Regions from separate parts of the Homo sapiens genome. Here region 1 is linked to region 2. Evidence: read pairs that join two places in POLR2A ChIA-PET (ENCODE). Cell type or tissue: MCF 10A. All regions are shown on one strand. Links, peaks and the distances in the headings refer to the core of each region. The heading gives the core; the rest is flanking DNA. Region 1 overlaps VWA8-AS1 (VWA8 antisense RNA 1). Region 2 has its middle 21 kb from the start of DGKH.

Evidence for each region. Peaks named below come from ENCODE experiments on the same cell type or tissue, not always from the same donor. Only the 100,000 strongest peaks of a DNase experiment are listed, where the experiment ranks them.
Region 1: POLR2A ChIA-PET joins it to region 2 with 7 read pairs; 7 of 35 experiments call an interaction of 5 or more read pairs at or near these places.

Annotation. Positions count from the first base shown.
Region 1 is chr13:41,973,838-41,976,759 of GRCh38, reverse strand. It overlaps VWA8-AS1 (VWA8 antisense RNA 1), which reads right to left. Exons shown (of 4, transcript NR_039974.1): 3 at 144-311. LOC105370176 (a long non-coding RNA gene) reads left to right here. Exons shown (of 3, transcript XR_941905.3): 3 at 1,845-1,921. Among named protein-coding and RNA genes, the nearest start is that of VWA8-AS1, 14 kb to the right of the region's middle. In MCF 10A, for the core only: no CTCF peak of the experiment used is centred there; no DNase peak of the experiment used is centred there.
Region 2 is chr13:42,025,759-42,028,680 of GRCh38, reverse strand. No RefSeq gene overlaps it. Among named protein-coding and RNA genes, the nearest start is that of DGKH, 21 kb to the left of the region's middle. In MCF 10A, for the core only: no CTCF peak of the experiment used is centred there; a DNase peak (open chromatin) is centred at 1,840.

The DNA of each region.
Region 1 (2,922 bases), core at 226-2,725, 52 kb after region 2:
AATCACTTCCAGTTGAGAATCAGTGATTTAGATAGAGGTTGCTCCCATGGTTTCAGCTGCCATGCATATGCTAATGATACTCGTATTTGCATCTCAGCCCACACCTTCTCCTGAGCTCTAGACTCGTGTAATAAACAGCTTACCAGACATTTCCAGATTGGCTGGACAGGATGAGGGCCAATTCAGTTCAGGGTGATATTTACATTCCATCTGTACGAATTCTATTCAGAATCCCATTCAAGGTGCCAGTTCTTTAAATCCATAAGTGGCACAAACTGTTGTCAAATTCCTGTATGTATAGAGAAGTTTCTCTTAAAAAAAAAAAGTGAGAAAAAAAAAGATTTTATTTTTATTTTGGGGATTTCTTTTTTCCTGGGAGTAATGGCTCCATAGTAGCTAAATAGGTACATATTTCAGGACCACAGGGAAATCTATGAATTCAGAAATGGACCGTTCAATTACGTGACATTAGTCAGAAATAGGTTGTTCTAAATTTATGGATTTAAATGTGTCAAGGAGAATTAATTCTCTCTGTGGAGGACTAAGCTAATGTTTTTTCCCTTCATTTTACTTCTCCCAATACTAAGATGAACATATGTTTATAATAGAAATTTTTGAAACATAGAAAGGATAAACGAAAATTTATAATTATTTTTGAATCATTCAAATGTACTCTATAGTTTTGTATATTTACTATATAATTGTTACAAATTAGAATCATGTTGGATATATAGTTTTGTTTCCTAGCCTTTTAAATATTATGTTACAAAGATTTTACAACTGCATAAATTATAATTATAATTTAGTTAGCCATTCTTATTGAATAGTTTTCAATATTTCAGTATTATTAATAATACTGCACAAAACATACTCATACCAAATCTTTGATAACATCTCTGTTTATTTCCTCAAGCTAGAGTCCTAGAGGGGTATAAAATGTTTCTAGTTCCCTGACATGTTGTCATATTGCATCCCAGAATAACTGTACCACTTTACACACCCACAGGAATATATAAGAGGATTCTCCTACTCCATTCTTATTTCTGATTTCTTACTCTCTTACTCCATTCTTATCTTCATTATCAAGGGGTTTTTTTGGTTGTTGTTTTTAAAAAAAACATTGCCTATCTGATATGCATAATTTTTTTTCCACCTTAAGTTGAGCAATAAGGTTTGTGCTATTAGGCATTTTTTTTTTCTTTTTTCCTTTTTTTTTCTTGTTTTTGAGACTGAGCCTCACTCTGTCGCCAGGCTGGAGTGCAGTGGCCTGATCTCGGCTCACTGCAACCTCCGCCTCCTGGGTTCAAGTGATTCTCCTGTCTCAGCCTCCCGAGTAGCTGGGATTGCAGGCACGCGCCACCACACCCAGTTAATTTTTGTATTTTAGTAGAGACAGGGTTTCACCATGTTGGCCAGGATGGTCTCTATCTCCTGACCTCATGATCTGCCTGCCTCGGCCTCCCAAAGTGCTGGGATTACAGGAGTGAGCCACCACGCCCGGCAGCTATTACGCATTTTTAAGGGGTGCACCGTGCATTGTTACAGAGGGAAGGAAAACACTCGGGCCGAATTGCTACTCAGGGAAGCCCAGGCCTGGTCACCTTGGGGAAGGCTATGAAGGGGGCTCCCAGCACCCCCTCCCTTATGCCTGGTTGCCTCCCATAACCACCCTGCCTTGGGGGCCCCAGCTCTTTTATGCTTTTTACTCTCAATCTTATTTTGCTCTCATGAAAGGATTGAATAGATATGGGTAAGGCTAAATTCCTTAACCATCGATGCACATTTAAATTATGTTTTGTTTGTTTTACTTACAAATACAATGATATGTTTCTTCTACCATACAGGGTCCTGCAGATCTTTGAGCGTTAAGACAAAACCTTTGTCCTGAAAGACTTCGTGAGCTGGTCCTGAGAGACTGTGGCCAATGCCAGTGTGTTATCTATTTCTGAAATCCGAACTTCAGAATGAACGGAAGGGAGTCAAAAACCCTGCCTCAGCATGTCAGGCAAACCTGTATATGAGAGCTGCGAGTTTGTTTTGTTGATTAGTTGATTGGGGCTGTGGTTGTGGGCATGGTGGCGTAACACATTCTTTGTTCTCGTCTACCTTTGCTCCCTTCCCTTCCTAAGTTACAGAAATAATACATGCTTGTTTGAACGCGCATTTGTTACAAGCATGTGATTTTTTTGTATCTTAAAGTAATACCAAAGGAAATAAAAGTTTTTCCCTTACCCCATCATTATCCCTCCAAGGTAACCATGTTAACAGACTGGTATGTGACCCTCCACACCTTTCTTCACACTTACACAACACATACCAACAAAAGTACATAGCTGGGGCTGGGTGCGGTGGGTCACGCCTATAATCCCAGCACTTTGGGAGGCCAAGATGGGCAGATCACTAGGTCAGGAGATCTAGACCATGCTGGCTAACATGGTGAAACCCCATCTCTACTAAAACTACAAAAAATTTGTATTTTTTGTATTTTGTATTTGTGGTGGCACACACCTGTAGTCTCAGCTACTTGGGAGGCTAAGGAAGGAGAATCACTTTAACCTGGGAGGCGGAGGTTGCAGTGAGCCGAGATCGCTCTGCACTCCAGCCTGGGCGACAGGGCAAGACTCCGTCTCAAAAAAAAAAAAAAAGTATGTAGCTGGAACTGCGCATTCATTTTCCTTTTACTATTATGCCTATTGTGATTGCTATGATTACTATTATGTTCATTACTCTCCAGCTTGTTTTGCTAACTTAACAATACTTCATGTACATCATTTTAAGTCAATGCACACAAACTAACTTATTCCTCCTCCCTTTTAAAAATAGACAACTCTTAATTGAATAAAGTAATAAATGCACATGATACAAAGTCAAACACTACAAGAGAATACAGTGAAAATATTTGTTTGCCTCCCAACCCAGACT
Region 2 (2,922 bases), core at 299-2,798:
GAAACGCACTGCAAATGTTAACTGTTGTTATGACCTGGACTGGAATCCAGTGCTAAAGTGTGTTTTCTTTCCCGTTGCCCCAGGATACAGCAGCTGCCCTCAGTACAAAGGTCTTAAACAGGCTGGGTCCAGTCTGTCCCTCCCTTTTACCAGCCTCTTGCATACATGACACCTCTTTCCTAGACACTCTCCTTCATTTGATTTCTTTTGACCCTGCTTCCTGCACCTTCTCACCCACCGGGGACCCAGCTAATCATCCTGAGGTGCCCCTTTCTCTCCTCCATCTCTCTGCCTTTTTAGCCCAGAAGGAGCCTGGAAGGCCACAGGCAGATGATGGGCTAGGACTTCAGGAGCTTGGCCTGACCTGGCTGGTGTTACCTCCTGTGTCATGCCTGTGCCACAAATGGGTTCCAGGTGTACCTGAGCCCAGAATAAACTGCATGCCATTCTGTCTGCCCAGTCCTGCCTGTCCCCTTATGCAGCCCCCAACCTGTGGGTACTCACACAGATCATGCACCCAGTGAGGCTGATGGCAGACTGGGGGGTCCCATTAGTGGCTGCTGGAGAGGGCAGTGAAGAATGTGAGGGCTAGAGGGGTGGGGTTGTTTGGGTTTCATCTTCATGGTAGAAAGTGCACTGCATGTCACAGAGGACACTATAGTGCTGCTAACTTGGATGTGAAAAACCATTTCAGTATACGTATGCTTTTTGTCATCAAGAAAGTACCTCAACATCTTAAAGTTTAATTTCTTTACCAATAAAAAGAATACCTACTCTGTGTAAATCATTAACTTTGACTTGTGCAGAAATCTTATTAAATAGTCCTCATAAGCTTGGTGTCTCTGGTCACAAGACATGGAACTTTTAGAACTTTACAAACTGTCAAACTAAAGTTAAATTTGTTTATTTAATATTTTATTTAATATTCATAAAGTTAATCTAATGTTTTACTTCTTACTGTAATTTGTAAAAATGTGTTAAAGGGAAGTGTGTTTTTAATTTATTATTTACAAAATCATATTATTCAATGTATTCATTCAATAAATATGTATTGAGTAACTACTATACCTGAGGTTTGGTACCAGGGAGACATGTGCACCAGCAGCTGTACTTTTACAACAGGGTGTTATAAGTGCTGTGATGCAGGGAGTACCAGGGCATGGAAGAGGGATGTCTAATCCAACCTTGGATAGTTAGGAAGGTTTCCTGGAGGAAGTGACATCTAAAGTGAGACCTAACTCTCATTCATTAACTAGAACAAGATGCCTAGAGAAAGGAATGGAGGAAGAAAAGTATTCCTAGGGGGGAAAAAAACTAATTCATTATTAAGGCCAAGAAACAAAAGAGAGCTCTCCTGGTTCTTTCAGGTTTTGAAAAGAATTGTGATATAATTGTTAATTACAGTATGACCTGGGGAATAAGAGATGAGACTGAAGAAATGAACAAAGAATGGATCATGAAGGGCTTGATACAGCAGCAAAGACTTTCTGTGTTCACATATTTTAACATAATAATAATAGCAAGCAGTGAGCTCATCATTTGATTGATTAATTAATTAATCCTTCTAACCCCTAGAAGGCAAGAGAGGTTCGATTATAACAACTTATTATCTTCCATCGTTAATACCCTGATATTATGCCTTCAAAACTAGAGAGCACAGGTGCCATTTTAAAAGATCGACTTTTCTCCTCTTTTTTTTTTTTTTTTTCGAAGTGGAGTGGGTAAGCATAAGAGTGATGACTGAATAGAAGGATGAATTTTGAATGAGCTTAGAAATCCTCTGACTAACCAGTTTGGCATCTTAAAAGATCTAGAAATGAACAGTTTCCTCTAGGGTGGAGCAAACAATACAAGCTGGAGCAGGCTTTAGCCTTCAGGACAGGGTGGGGGTGTGGGTTGGAAACCTATTTCAAACACAAGGTTCTTAACCATTTAGTGTTTAAAGCACTGCTTTGGATAGAGAAATCAAAGTGGGCCGGGAGCGGTGGCTCACACCTGCAATCCCAGCACTCTGGGAGGCCGAGGTGGGCAAATCGCTGGAACTCAGGAGTTCAAGACCAGCCTGGGCAACATGGCAAAACTCTGTCTCCACTAAAAATACAAAAATGAGTTGGGCATGGTAGAGTGCACCTGTGGTCCCAGCTACTCAGGAGGCTGAGGTGGGAGGATTGCTTGAGCCCGGGAGGTGGAGACTGCAGTGACCCAAGATCACACCACTGCACTCCAGCCTGGGCAACGAAGCAAGAGCCTGTCTCTCTCTCTCTCTCTCTCTCTCTCTCTCTCTCTCTCTCTCTCTCACACACACACACACACACACAAGAAATCAAAGTGAATAAACAATTTTACAGGTTCAACTGGCCTATTATTAGAATATTATATTCTTGCCTCACAGTCTGAAACACACGCTATCTATGACTAGACATCAGATGAATGTACCTGCAGAGTGAACTTTCCTAAAGAGAAATTTCCTGTTGGAATCAGCCAGCGACTAGATCACAGACTTAGTCATGTTGTTTAATTTGTTTAAGCATATGATTAACAAGATTAAAAGCTTTCCAAAAACTAAGATTGAAGGTAAAGGGTCATTAGCATTAAACACCTATACCAAAAAAAGAAATGAAGTGATTTATGAAATTAATAGTCTAATAGTTTCTTGTCAGTGTTAAAGATAACTATAACTTGATTTTCTTAGTGAATAGAGAGAAAAACAGATTGTGACAAAAAACTTGGATGGTACCCTGCCATGGCCAGCCCTGCCCGAAGGTTCTTCAGAGATAAAGAAAGTGCAAGCAGAAAGAGGCAATGTGAAGGACTCGGAGGAAGCAATAGAAAAAAAAAATACTAAAAAAATGGGTGTTTTGAAACTGCAAACTTCAAGTATGATTCTTATGCAAATATTATTTAAACAAGAACGCTTTTGCT